3 separate regions of the Mus musculus genome follow, and regions 2 and 3 are each linked to region 1. Evidence: chromatin loops called from intact Hi-C (ENCODE). Cell type or tissue: heart. All regions are shown on one strand.

Evidence for each region. Hi-C counts contacts between places; a loop is a spot of excess contacts. Peaks named below come from ENCODE experiments on the same cell type or tissue, not always from the same donor. Only the 100,000 strongest peaks of a DNase experiment are listed, where the experiment ranks them.
Region 2: it touches region 1 in a loop (2.8-fold over the local background); 3 of 42 quality-filtered maps call a loop at or near these places.
Region 3: it touches region 1 in a loop (4-fold over the local background); 23 of 42 quality-filtered maps call a loop at or near these places.

The regions. Positions count from the first base shown.
Region 1 is chr8:128,361,474-128,366,473 of GRCm38, reverse strand. Nrp1 (neuropilin 1) reads right to left here. Exons shown (of 17, transcript NM_008737.2): 2 at 3,081-3,255. Among named protein-coding and RNA genes, the nearest start is that of Mir1903, 4.7 kb to the right of the region's middle. In heart, CTCF peaks have their summits at 2,838 and 3,042 (motif pointing right); DNase peaks (open chromatin) are centred at 3,043 and 4,793; H3K4me3 peaks cover 2,870 bases; H3K27ac peaks cover 1,388 bases.
Region 2 is chr8:127,960,426-127,965,425 of GRCm38, reverse strand. No RefSeq gene overlaps it. Among named protein-coding and RNA genes, the nearest start is that of Gm32590, 160 kb to the right of the region's middle. In heart, no CTCF peak of the experiment used is centred here; no DNase peak of the experiment used is centred here.
Region 3 is chr8:127,329,652-127,334,651 of GRCm38, reverse strand. The region is part of intron 5 of Pard3 (par-3 family cell polarity regulator); the gene reads right to left. Among named protein-coding and RNA genes, the nearest start is that of Gm9909, 120 kb to the left of the region's middle. In heart, a CTCF peak has its summit at 2,721 (motif pointing left); a DNase peak (open chromatin) is centred at 3,691.

The DNA of each region.
Region 1 (5,000 bases):
GTCTATAGTGCTTCCAGGGAAAGTGATGGGTGATGTACTGAACTCAGTTTCATAAATGCTCTCATACAGTCAGAAGACGAAACAATGCAGGCTATTTCTTTAAGAATCTCTGCGTGTTCCACCTTCTCAGAGAATTATGAGCACCTGCAGATGAGGCTGTGCCTCTGAGCACATCTCAATGAACAGCACTAATTGTAACAATGACCAGAAGCCATGTATGATCTGGAAAGATGGGGGGAAGGGAGGCCATTCTTAAGGTGCTTTCCCTGTAACATTTTGAAGTTTTTCATTGTGAAAAAGGTAACGTGGCTACACTTTAGAATGAGGCACAAAGGCATTTCCCATGAGCAGAATACTCCTGCCTTCACCAGAGTGAATAATCAGCTTTTAAATGCTGGTGGCTTCTTCTAGGGCACGGAGCCTGAACTGTGATGATTAAGAGATCATTTTATTCTACAGCAAACAAAACTTATAAACAAACCTCCCCAAATCTCACCACCACATAATCTTCATGGAAGCAACCTTTTCTTAAAGCTTAAAGTGTGTACAACGTATGTGTGTGCATGTGTGCCTGCCCCTGTCCCACAGTGAATGTGAGGAAGCCTGAGGACAACTTGTAGCAATAGGTTTCCTCTTTCATTCATTTGTCTCCCAGGGATTGAATGCAGTCACTCAGGCTTAGCAGCAAGTACTTTCAATTACTTAGCCATCTTGCCAGCCCCTGATTGTCTTTTTTTTTTTTTAAAGAAGGAAATGAACAAAATAGGTGGTCCTCCTTTCCTGTCACATCCTACCCTGTATCATGACAAATAACTATGTAAAGTTTCCCATACATCATTTTCCACCATCAGTTTCTTGAGGCAGCCTGTGTATGCATGTGTTAGTGTACATACTGTGTGGGGGAGGAGACATAAAAGCACTATCTACACATAGAGTTTATCAGTTAGCATTGCTCCCAAGCTTCTACTGCATGATGTCCTGGGCTCAGCATGCGCCAGCTCTCAGAACCATTGCTGTATACACATTCCCCTCCTCCTTTTTTTTTTTTTTTTTGCAAGTGTATATGAGGTGATGTCACACAAGAAGTTGGAAAATGTCCACAGGTGGAACGATTGAGACATGAAAATGAGCAAAATCCCAATCCAGGACCTGATCTGCTTCCTCCTCAGCATGGCTGATGAATGTTTGTTACCACACCACCTCTGATGACTAGGACTACTCAGAGGACTTCATTCTGTCACACAGTTACCTGGTCATACTTTCCTGGTCAGAAATCGGTAAATGTGAGCTTATTGAAATCTAAGAATACTTTATTTTGAAGGGAAGCATGTGTTGCCAGAGTTTCTTGAAAATATCTCCTATAGCAGATTGTCAAGATGTAAAAAGATATACAACAACACAGTTTCAAAGTTATTTACACTATTAGCACTATAATAATCACTACAAAGAATATTAATAAGTCTGGTGTGGCTCAGTGATGGAGCCCTTACCTAGCATGCATGAAGCCCTAGATTTGACCCCCAGAACTTCCAAACAACAACATATTTGAAACAATGCCCTGTTTTCTAGAAGGCACTGGAACACTATTAATTCTACAATCTAGCGGTTGGGGATTTAGCCCAAGGTAGAGCCCTGGGTTCAGTCCTCTGCTTCCAAAGGGGGGGAGGGGAGACAAAATAAAAGTCAACCCAATGCTGGGACTTGAATAAACTGGAATCAGAATGCAGGCCTGTATGTCAATCATTCACAGATGCATCCTCTGTCTATAGGTTTCTGTTAATTCACTAGACAATGAATAAAGCTGAATAAAGTAGAAATCTTGATAGCCTGACTATGGAAATCTGGTTGTCACCACACTACAAAATCAACAGATTTCTGAATCCTTTGTGCATGTGGGAATGTTTTCATATCACTCTGTTCTCTACAAAAGAATAAAAGTATGAAACAGAGCAGCTTTCACCATTCAAAATGTCTCCAACACGGCTAAGTTCAAAGTAAGAATTGGCCCATGTCTTCATCAAGATTACTATTCAAGCTCAAACTGGAGACCTAACTCCCTTAAAGTACTTCAGAGTGAAATCATATGGGATCATGTGGGCAAGACACTAAGAGGTTGTCCTGGATGTGGAGAGCATTGAGCTATGAAGTCCACCTCATACAATGCAAAAGCAGAAATACCACATCTACAACCAGGATTTCCATTTAAAGTGTATGGGCATCATTTAGATGGTCTCTACAGTAAAATGTTACTGGGATAATGAAACTTTTCATAGACCAATATTTAGTAACTTCAAGTTGAAAGAGACAGACAGGTAAGGCAGATTGACTCTAACCCGATACACACCTAAATTCTCATTGCATTTATGCATTTTAAAAAGTCATATTCATAAACATGTCCACAATTAACCTAATATTTGAAACTCTTGCTTAAGCTCAGCACACTAGCAAATGTCTGCACTTGGGAGGCAGAGACAGGTGGATCTCTAAGATCAAAGCCACCCAGAACAACAAAATGAGTTCCAGGACATCTGGGGCTACATAGTGAGACCCTGTTGCAAACAAATTATCAAACAATCAACCAACCAAACAAAATAGCGATAATAACAAACCCTTTAATTCACTTGCTTTTTTCATGTCAAACTCGATACAATCTTTCAGATCAGAGTGCTGGAGTAGCTCCTGCCACAGAGCTATAGTCCCCAGCCATGAGAAATCTTCTAAAAATCATTAAATGCGCCACAGATTTGTTTAAAAAACACCCGACTCCACCATCTGCAGATCATGTATACTGGTGACCCACAATACTTAAGAAAACACAAGCCTTTTCTCAAAACCCTTTCCAGAAAGAACCACACACCACACATTTCTTAACAAAAGATTTCCCAAACCAAACGTGTCAACAGAAGGAGGACAAACATTTAAACACAGCCTGACATATTGGGTGAACTCAGCCACTTGTAACTTCATTTCCACACCACTCACAATTGAGCTCATCCGGACCCGCTCATTTACTTTCTCAGCACGGATACTCATGACCACTAGATGGTGCTATGGCGCCCTGTTCAAACTCCCTCACTTACTTGCAGTCTCTGTCCTCCAAATCGAAATGTGGGTTGAAGTTGATCATGATTCTCTGGTAGGGTTCCGGAGCTTGGATTAGCCATTCACACTTCTCACTTGGATGGTAAGAATGAGGGTAACCGGGAGATGTGAGGTACCCTGGGTTTTCGATTTTTATGGTCCCGCCACATTTGTCTGCAACAAAAATGACATGTTAGCAGATCTCTTCCCTGCAACCAGTTGAGTCTTCTAGCTTTACATGTGTATTGACAATTAGCAAACATTCTGTCAGTTAAGAGAACTCCAAAGTGTCCCCCATAAACCCTCCGTGTGACCCTAGACACAAAGTACACCACACCACTAAGGAACACTCTTTAATCTGCAGGAGCACCACATCCACAGAAAGCCTACTGTGATCTGAGATGCTTTTCCCTCACACCCAAACTTCCTTCCAAAGAAAGAGGTCTTCTAGCATTAAAAACATTAAACCCCCTCAATTGATGTTAACACAGCCCCCTGGGAGCTCCTGCTAGACTTAATTATCTTCCAAGAAGTGTAATCACATTAAGGAACCGCTCTAAGTGGAAGGTGCCTAAAAGATGCTGTGCCACTCCTTGCAAGTGGCTTTTTGATGATAAGCCTGGTCAGTGTCATTGACCAGTGGGGACTGTCTTCCAGGACTTTGATTGGCCTGAAGCCTAACCTCCTTTTGTTGTTGTTTTATCTGCCTGTAAATCTAAGTGATTTTGAGTTATCTCTGCTTTTGAGACTCAAATCAGCAGAGAACAAAGTGCAGCTGGTGATGCAGAAAGAACTCGGCTTTACTTATCCAAGTTGTTCAGCCTTGGAGACCAGATCAAAGCAATGGGGCAGAAAGAAAAATAAATAGCCACACAGCATTAATTCTAATTACTAAATGTTAGGGGAAGCCTCGGCCACTGAGGTCTGGGTATCACAGATGGTGAGCTATGTCTTCACATCCCAGGAAAGAAAAGCTCTCCAGTTTTCAACCTTTACTGAAAAACAAACCACCACCACTACAAAACCTCAAATGCTGGAGTGACTCTCTAATAGCTAAATAAACCAGACTCTGGGCTGGTTTACAATTCAGCATAGATCGCTACTGTCACTCTCTATTATGGGTTTCGCACAGGAGAGCCACAGCCTGCAAATGCCACCCCATTTATTGATGCTTAATTTTAGGCAATAAAAATTTGGTGCATAAACTATGTAGGAAGTACAGGTATGAAATATTGAAATGTATAAGCCTATCAATCACAAACATCCAGTAATGGTATATATAGATTTTAATATTACATCTAATAGATTCCCTGTGGAAAGAGAATGGCATTCTTTGCTCTCAGCATGAATTTATAAATCTAAGGAATTTTATTACAGGAAAACCAGGTCAAATGGAAATGAAAGATGAAGTGCACATCAAAAATGCATAAAGCTACATGCATTACAGAAGTCATTTCCCATAAATTAAAAAGAAGACAATATAAATTATGTTGTTTTCTCCAATTGCTAGATGTTTCTGGCTGTTTCTTAGATTGGAGTGGGTTGGTCCTACAGATTCGCTTCCCATTGGTTTTTAAAAGCTTTAGGTCTTCAAGAAGAACTAATGTTGCAACCAACGCTCAGAATCTCAGCTAATGACGTTAGCCAGCTCAGTGGTGTGATTCTGCAGAGGCTCTGGCATTATTTTGTTTTGTGCAGAAATCTTGGAGAGTGACCCCCTCAGCCCCACCCCCCAGCTCATTAAGTCACTCCAGCTCTGTGTAGCCACCATGGCATCTGTTAGGAGAGAGAAATAAAACAGTCGACAGATAGTCACTTCAGAAGACAGTGAGGTGGGGTTGGTACCATACCAGAGCACTTTAATCTGTGACTTCTGAGAAAGTGACAGTGTAATAAGATAATGTGGACTGCTGGACTCC
Region 2 (5,000 bases), 400 kb after region 1:
CCAGTGTGAAACACTCAACAGGTTAGGCTTTGTTGGTCCTGCACCCTACATGGCATGAAACTGCATGGTTTATTCAAGCGCTGTGTTCTTTATTTGTTTGTTGTTGTTTGAGTTATGTTTGTTGTTTGTTTCAGATAGGGTCTTACATCATCCAGGCTGGCTTTAAGTTTGCCGTGTAGTTAAGGATAACCTGCACACGTGATTCTACCTCTGTCTCATAAGAACATGCTCAACTCAGGCATTTATTCTTGAAGGTTGACTACAGCCTACTGTCTTCCCTTTCTATGTGAGTTTGTTACAGAGTTGCCATAGCTATTTACAACATAGACCAACAAAGCTCCATTGCTGAGAAAATACAGCTGTTTTTCCTCTGAAATCTTAGAGCAGGATAAGTACAAATAAGGACAAATCAAGTATAGATGAGCACTCCAGAGGGTAAGACCTGGATATGCTGAGTCATGCCTGGGCACTTGTCCCTGCTCTAAGTTCTATGGTGTTGAGAGTTTCTAGTGGAGGGACTCTGGCCAGCCTGAGTGTGGCAAACATGGCAAATTTGGCAAACATGGCACTAACAGGCCTTGCCCTTCTTCTCTATTCCCTCTGTCCTACTAAAAGCCAACTGATTACATTCTTAAAGCTAGCCGTGAAGGATTATACCTTCATTTGACCATTTCCTCCTGCTGAGGCTGACTACCCAGGTTCAGCTATCAAAGTATTGAAGTCCAACAATAAATGCCTCCGTTGTCTGCCCTAATTAGCATGCCTAATCAAAATTTAAAACCTTATTGTAACATGGGATTTCCTGTTGTACCTTTATAAGCCACCATTTGCTTACAGGCCAGGTCTGCCTCCTCTCTATCCAGAAGTCGTCCTTTGTTCTGACTCCAGGACAAATATCTCTGCCTCCTCTCCTTTGTCCCCTTTCCTTCTTCCCCATCCTTTATCTCCTGTCTCTGTCTCTTATTCCCTGCTTTTTGTCCTTCTGGGTCAAACAAATCCTCTTTGTGCTGAGAACTTGGTATGGGGGTTCCTGAGCCTCTACCAACCTTTACACTTTACACCAAGAGACAAAACTGAACAGACAGAGCACATAGAGCACACCTCTCCTACAGACCAGGCAGGTTCTCATGATGTAAACAGAGCTTGAGACGTGGCTTTACAGGAGCTTAGCAAGCTAAAACCTAGCACTGGTCATCTTAAGGACTCAAGGGTTAAGCACTCCACTCAGTTTCTAGGGACTCCTCAAATATTAACACCTCCTTCTCACTTCCCTGAAGGATGAACCCCACTCTGGAAAGACCTGACACTAATCATTGAGGATTGTTCCAGGATCCAGTGTTTATTAATATACCTTCCTCTTCAGTTCAAAATGTTTTTAATCTTGTAAATCAGTAACTAACCAAAGTGATTGCTGCTGATTTTAAATACTTCGTGTTGTTTTTAATGGGTTTTCCAGAGCTGGGATTTGATGAGCATACATGTAATAAAAACACATCCTCCTCCTATCACTTTTTTCCCTTAAATACATTTTCCGTGTACGATTTGGCAAAAAGACAGATACTCATAGAGTGAGTCCTTTTGCTGTTTATATCCCTCTTGGCAGAGCTCCAGTGAGCATTTAGTAATGTATTAATCTGTCCGAAGAGAGCTCTGCAGGCCATGGAGTTTCCCTGGTGCACCTGAAAACTCAACTGAATGCTTATAACCCTAGCTGAACCAGAATGTGTATTTTCAGTGTAAAGTGAGTTCACGGATCCGTATGGTCCCCTTCCACTTACTTACCAGTAAAGCTGAGGGTTTTGGTTTGGTTTGGTTTTTTTGATGTTGTTTTGGTTTTTTGGTTTGGTTTGGTTTGGTTTTCGGGGGTTTTGAATTTCTCAGCCCTGGATAGAGGGTCAGGGAGCCACTTGTCCTCTAGACACTACTGTAAATTCTCCTTTACTCACAATACATCTTAGCCACACCGGTCAGATTCACCCATGTATTTGTAAAATGAGCAAGGAAATGAAAATGGCCGGTGTGACAGTTATCTCTTCATGGGTGATGACTTCTAATAGAGGTGACAGGGACAATATAGACTAAAATTTCATAAGCTGAATGGGTTAGGCAAAACAAAAGAAAGAAATGAAATGAAAAGATGATAAGTTCTGGATATTTTTTAACAAGCAAATAAAAAAAACAATCATTTTATCTCTCTTTATTAGATTTGATGCAAGTCTAGGAAATGCTGCATGCTGTGTCTTGAATGTGAAGTATCCTCCAAAGAATGCTTGATCCCCAGCTTGAAGCACTGTTTTAGAAGGTCCTAGAAGCTTTAGGAGATAGAGCCTGGTTGGAGGAAGTGAGTCATTTGGGGGAGGGCTTGAGATCTTATCACCGAGCCCCACTTCCTGTCTGCTCTTTGTCTCCAGACCACAAACACAATCCAACTCAGTGAATTCACATCTTAGTGAGTTCAAAGCCAAAATAAACACAACCAGGATAAAGATGCATGGAGAAAGATTTCTTACCTACAGAGGCAAGGAATACTGAGAGTTCTTTCCAAAGCAATATTATGAACTGACTAAGCATGGCAATTTTCCTGGGGGTGGTGGTGCTGGTGGGCGTGGTGGGGGTGGTGGGGATGGTAGGGGTAGTGGGGGTGGTGGGAGTGGTGGGGTTGGTGGTGGTGGTTGTGTAGACATATTCATATAGAGATAGGCCATTCCTAAGCATGCTCAGTTTATAAGCATGTGCCTGGGCATGCCCAGTTTGTACTATGAAGTTTTATCTAAAATAAAGGTACAAAGGAGGCTACCTATGAAAAGTACCTGCCCTGCTTAATAACTGACATGAACGCAAAATGACCAACTAACTCAAATGCCTGGCTCCATCCCTTCCTTGCCATGAGGGAATGCATTATTACACCCAAGACCCCCAAATATCCTCTTCCCTTGACAGCTATTGGGCCACAACAAGGAAAGTGCCTAAGACATTATATGTTTAAAGTAACCTAATGGCTTTTCTCAGCATATGTATGTGTCATCCTCAGGTCTTCCAAGGAGAAGGGTCCTTCCTGCCTTGCTTGTTCTTGTGTCATAAGCTAACTATGTGAGGTGCCAGGTGTCAGTTACACAAAGGAAAAGGTGCTGGTGTCAGGCCTAGAGTGGAGCAATTGCTTCAAGGAGTTTGAAGATAACATTGTTGCCTTCCATGTACTCTTGCAGAATGGCCTGAATGTGCTCTGCTCAGGCAGACATAATTCCAAAAGCAATATCTACCGTTTGACGGCCTTGACATATCAGCAAAGTTAAACCTATGAATGAAAGCATTTGAAGTTAGATTTATGTGCATGTGAGCACATGCATGTTATGTGTGTGTGTATGCACATGTGTGGGCATGCTCAAGTATGTGTAAAGAATTTGCATACAAGCACAGTTATGTAATAAAGACCTGGTTTGGTTCAAAAAATATCTCCAAAGAAACTCCTGTGGATAGGATTTCCTTAAGGTGCACGTTACCTGTCAGAAAGTCTGTGCATCTGTATTGGCTTCCTCCCATTGGCTTTGTTTTATTCTTAGAAACCAAAGGTGTTTATCCTCAATGATCTTCAATGAAGCCTGAGGTTCAGCCCCTGTCTCCCCTCATTGCCTCTTCCTGAAGCACAGAAGCATTTTCTCAGAGCACACCAGGTGCCATTTTCATATTCTCAGACATACTTGAATGCATTAACACAAATGCTAAATCAAAACAAGGCAAATTCCTGATTGTTGCTGGGGATCCAGACCCAGACCTGACTCCTTCTGATTGCTCAGGAGTTATTTTCCCAGTCCCTGAGAAGGGACTGCCAATGTGAGGGTGACTTGTTCTCACTGTCCCTGAGGTGGGACAGCCAATGCTATTCTTGCCACCCCTGAGGCAGGAAAGCCAATGCTAGGGTTACTTGTTCTTGCCACCCCTGAGGTAGCACAGCCAATGCAAGGGTTGCCTGCCATTTTAGCTATTGGTTGATGTTCATTACACCATTATTTCCTCTGGCTTGTTAGATAATGACATATCCAATCACCAAATTCATGCCAGTCCCACCAGATATCACTCCAGCCAGGCCAGAGCCCCTTGGATCCCTGTGGATAGTGGTATGCAGATAGATAGATAGATAAATAGATAGATAGATAGATAGATAGATAGATAGATAGATAGATAGATAGATAGCACCTGAGGAATTACACCCAAAGTTGACCTCTGGCCTCCATATACACATATTTATCCAAATACATCCCCCCTCCCCACCCTACATGCCTGCTCCATAACACAGAATAAGAAAATGCACATGCTCACAACAACTGCATGATCCAGCTCGTTCCACCACCCTCAGCATTTGGAGGGTAGCATAGACAGTACCAGGGATCTCTGCTATCACAGGGAAAACAAAAACTTACTATCCAGGTACTGGAAGATTGGGGCTCACATCAAGGTGTGTTGGGGTTGTTTCTGGGTGTGACCTTCTCCTCACAGCTCAGCCTTCTCATTGTATCCTCCAAGGGCTCTCCTCTATGTTCATGCATCCCTATTGCTGTCCCCTCTTTTTACAGAGATACCACTCTTAATAGGACTAAAGTCCCACCCTCATCAGCTCCCTTAACCTTAATATCTCTCATGGAAGGTTAATCATAATTGTCAACTCAATTGGATTTACAGACATATCTCTGGGCATAACTATGAGGAAGTTCTCTTATTTGAAAAAGGAAGATGCACACTGAATTATGGCAGAACCATCTCACTGGATAGGTTCTGAAGTGGACAAAGTGTACTGAACACTGGTGTTCATCTTTCCCTGATTCGTGACTGTGGATGCCATGTGACCAGCTGCCTCATGCTTCTTCTGCCATGCCCTAGTCATCCATGGTGAACTGTACCCTCAAACACTGTCTTAGTCAGGGTTTTACTGCTGTGAACAAAAACCATGACCAAGGCAACTGTTTTAAAGAAATTTAACTGGGAATGGTTTACAGCTTCAGAGG
Region 3 (5,000 bases), 1.0 Mb after region 1:
CCGACACCACATAAAGGCAGATAACTGTTTGTTTGTATGAGAAAGAGTCTTTCTCCCTTTGTAGCTAAGGCTAGCCCCAAAGTCCTGATCCTTTTGCCTCAGACTCTGGGGTGTGGGATGCTGGGCCACCTTCCAGACCGAGGATTGTCACTCACTGCCCAGTACTTCTTCAGTGTGTGATGAAAATCTAAGAGTAGGCGGTGTGTGTCTGGAATCACACAGGAGATAACAAAGGGAATACATTGACAACTCTACCATTCCTGCATCAAAATTCTCAAGGTCCCAAGAGCATCCCACCTTCTTCCTTCCTTGAGAGAAGTCCTTTTTAAAGAATCTATGTATCAAGACAGCACAGAGTGCACGGCTGGCAAGACAACGGTGCCAGTCCTTAATGTTTAATTCCTCCAAACACGCACTTTCCGTGCAATTGTATAACGCATGGTCTGAGGTCTCCAGATAAAAATGCTGTTAACACAAAAATAGATTAAAATAGCACCTTACCCCAGCATTGATATAACAGGAGGATCGAAGGTGTTCTAATTTGTTCACATAGGATATATGTACCTAAAATAATACTGAGGACCTAATTAAAAACACCTCTATGGGGTGTAGCTAAGCTGCAGGCTGTGTTCTCAGCATGTATAAAACCCTGGGTTACAGTCACAGATGCCCTCTGCATCTTTTTCCAAAAGTGTAATTTGAAGAGCTGTTGGACTTTAAAGAGCCCCACCCGGGTCTCCAGAACTTTATCTATTCTTCATCAAATCTCACCCAAAACAAATGACCCCTAATAACAAGCAGAGGTGGGAGGGGGGGGAAGAGAAACAGAACAATTCTAGTAAAAAGAAGAATAAAAATGTCAAGCCTATGTGATTTAAATATGGAAACAGACAGCAAGGGGGAGAAGGTTTAGGGACAGTTAGCACAACTCTAGATTCAAGAGAGAAGAAAGTCCAATGACTGAGATTTAAGTACAAGAAGGATCGAAAGTCAAAGTTGAAAAAGTTCTTCCATAAAAAGTCTGATTTGATGCATGCAAATTCTGAATATTTAACATTTCTCAAATGGTACTGAGTTTCAAAGGCCAATCTTTCTGAGTTCAAGACCAGCCAGAGCTACCTACGAGGTATTATTTCAAAAAACAACACGACAAGCCACCCTCTACTTGCTCCTGAAGGCATGGTACCATTTGAAAGAACACACGGCCTCCAACTGTGCCTTCCTGTGGGAAGGAGGGAGACGGGTCTTTGGGAGAGATGTTTGTATTTCCACACCCACGAGTAATGTCCAACTTTCAAACTATGAGTTGATCATATGTGAAAAAAAAATCCACCTACATCTTTAAAACACCTTTAAGAGGTGATGGTGGACCAGAAGATGCCACAGCCACTGCGAGGTCACCCAGAGATACAGGAGATCATTTAAAAGTGAAAAAGTATCAGAGTGGAACCGGGGAGATGATTCAGTGGGCAAAGTGCATGAAGACTCTGGCTGTATTCTCTGAACCCACATGAAAGTCAAACTGTCCTGGTGGCTTGTTTGCAATTCCAGCACTCAGGAGGCTGACAGAGGATCCATGCATTGGACAGATTGGCCAACTAGACTAGTCAGATCCAACAGTTCTTGGTTAAGTGAGAGTATGCATCTGCCTGGGTAAAATAAAGTAAGTGTGTGTGTGTGTGTGTGTGTAGGAGTGTGCAAGAAAGGAAGACACAACATCAATCTCTGACTTCCATATACACGTGCACACATACCTACACAAATGCATTCATACTGCATGGTTTTAGACCCTGGACAAGGGACTAAGGTACAAGTTTTATCAAAGCAGACCTGGCCTCCAAGGTTCTCCTAGTGTCCCTCAGTCCCTACAGTCCCTACCTGGCATGCCCTGCCCCAGCCTTGAACTTTCCCACCCAGGGTCTAGGCTGACCTTCCCCAGAAGCGCTACTCTATATAATTCAGACATTTTGCGATTCATATTCTCTCTCTCTCTCTCTCTCTCTTCTTCCTCCTTCTCCTCCTCCTCTTCTCTCTCTGCACACAAGTCCTTTCTCTCTTTCCCCTCTCCCTATGGTGACTCCCCTGGCTTCAATCCTTAGAGCCAGTGAACTTGCCAGGGAGTAACTTCCCAGTACACCTGCCTTTAATACGATGCAATCTGGCTTGAATTGGCTCATTTCACTGGCAGCAGAGAAATAAACCTATCACTTACAGACATACATATATACATGCAACACACACACTAAAAGGGGAACAAATAACAAAATGTTATGGGTACTGGTATTTTAGCAGACGTTCAAGGTCATCGTCAGCTATACCGTGAGTTGGAAGTCAACCTGTGATACATGAAATCTCACCACAAACAACAGCAATACCAAGAGTGTGTCCGTATTAGCCCTACTCTGTCCATAAGTTGTACTGTATTCCACAGGGAAGAGGAAGGGCTTGCAAATAGCTTACATGTGTAATGGACACTTAGGAAACAAAAACAACAACAATTGGTGTGGGATCATTTTTACATCGGAATCAATTCAATTAACACTTCTGTGGAATATCATAATGAACAGTATTTCCTTTCTATCAGAAAATAACTCCAAGGGAAGAAAGATGGCTCTGCAGTGAAAAGCTCTGGATGCCCTCCTGGATGACCTGGTTTCAATTCCCAGATCCACATGACAGCTAAGGAGGGACTCCAGTTCCAGGGACTCTGCTGCCCTCTTCTGGCCTAGTTGAGCACTGCATGCAAATGGCACATAAACTTTGTGCAAGGAAAACATCCAAACACATTAAATAAAGTTAAATAACTTTTTTTTAATTAGAAAATAATTTAAGGGTCTGGAGAAATGGCTCAGTGATTAATAGTGCTCACTCATAACCACCTGGAACTCCATTCCCAGTGATATAATCCCCTCTTCTGACCCCTGCATGCATCTACCCACACACATGTGGCAGATGCATAGGCAGACAGGAAAGAATTTCAAAATCACAACATGGTTTTCATATCAAATATCTATATGAATTAGAAGTGTTTCTTGGGGAGGGGTGGGTGTTGACTAAATAAAATGATCACAAGAGTCTAAATCTTATGCCAAGCATATTGATGGTGTGCTAGAATTTATAGTATATGCAATTTCTGTAAACGGACACAAAATCATACTGTCCCTCTAGTGAGGAAAAAAGCAAACAAATGCCTATACAGGTGAAACTTTCCCAGCTCGCAGCCATAGATGATAGAACAATACATTTACAGTCTAGCGAGAATGAAGAAACCCCTGGATCTAAAGAAAAAAAGCTCTCAGAAAAATCACAATGTTTTCACTACAGAGTGCTTACTGTTAGGCCCAATTCTAATGTCCACAAATTATCCAACACAATCAAATATTTTGTTCAAATACCATTTGCAAAGGAAGCAGGGAATTTACTTAGTTGTAGACATGAAGAATAATTTAATGTTTCCTTGAGAACAAAATTGACAGGTGTCTTGGACTTACATCAACATTTTTGGATTTTTCCTCCCACCCCCCCCCCATGTCCTTTTAAGAACCTCACTTAACTGGGTCACAGCAGCTCAGCAAAGCTCAGACAGACTCCTGGGCTCTCCCAGGATTAAACAGGACCAGCTCTCAATCAGCAGAGCTCATTAGGACACACAGAGATCGGCAGGGGCAGCTGATGGTGCAAGCTGCTTAGCTCTCACATCCGAGTTCAATTAGGAGGCTGTCCCCAAGGAAGCGCACAGGCCAACACTTAGATAAGAAAGGCAGTGTCCTCCATCACTTTCAAAGCAGGACCACGGCTTCACACAGACAGACTTTCCGTCTCTCTTCAGCCCTCAGGCCTTTCCTCTGTAACATGTCTTCAGTCTTCCCTGTCACAGGCAGGTGCTATATAACAAGCAGTGTTGTCAAGAAGTATCAATTGTATAACCGCACAAATCTCGAATAAAATTTATATGTATGTGATGGCTATTCTTAGTTGTCAGCTTCACTACCTCTGGATGCTATGGATAGGTAAAGCATGGTGACTGTCTGGGCTGTGTCTACGTGGACACTGGGAGAAGCCACGGCAAACTCACTTTGGTAACGTGGCCAAGAGGAGGGTGGTGGGCAGAAACACAGATGTCATCCTGAGGGGAAGGATCTGTCAAGGGACAAAAGAGGAACCAAGCCTCTGTACTCTAAGGGGCAGAGCCTGCGTGAGGAAGGCTTGTGGGGGGAGGGGGGCTCCAGTTGAACAAACACCCACTGAAGGAATGACTGGAGCAAAGAGATTTGCAAGGGAGAAACCACATGACTGACAAGGCAAGCAGGAGGGAAGTGAAGACCTTGGCACGCCAAAGGCCATTGTTTCTTTAGAGGAACAGGGGCAGAGTGAGCACCCACAGGCAAATCAAGACATCTAAGGGGGATGACAGTGCCATCACACCATACTTCTGTCTAGGTAAAAGTTAAAGCACAAAGGGCCAGTTAATGAGTTTCTTCTTTGAACCGAGAGCATTGGACAGGACAAGAAACATGTTTACCAGAGGGCTCAACTAATGAATATCAACATTACAGTTTCATTTCTCAACTTGGAAATTGTAACTCTTGAAGAAAACAAGCATGTGTGTGTGTGTGTTTTGGGGCTGCTCCATCACCCAGCATTGTAAAGACTAAATCATCAAAATTAGGAACTAGTATGTGCTTAGCTTAGAGAAGATAAAAAATACTGCCCCGTATGAAAAGAAATTCAAATGTCCCAGCCCACCAATCTCTTCAGCTGGATGTAGTAAAAATAACCACACTTCTCTCCAGTAGTTTAATCTCTACATAGTTTCTCAGCTACTTAAAAAGTCTGACTTAGCTTGTGCTGGAGAGACTACTGGGTTGGTAGAGTACCTTGGAAACACTCACAAGGGTCTCACCTGAGACCTGAACATCAGAAAAAGCAAAGGGGAAAAAGGCCCCTCATCAATACAGAACCATCACAGAAATATCACAGGCCACACAGGTGGCCAAAAC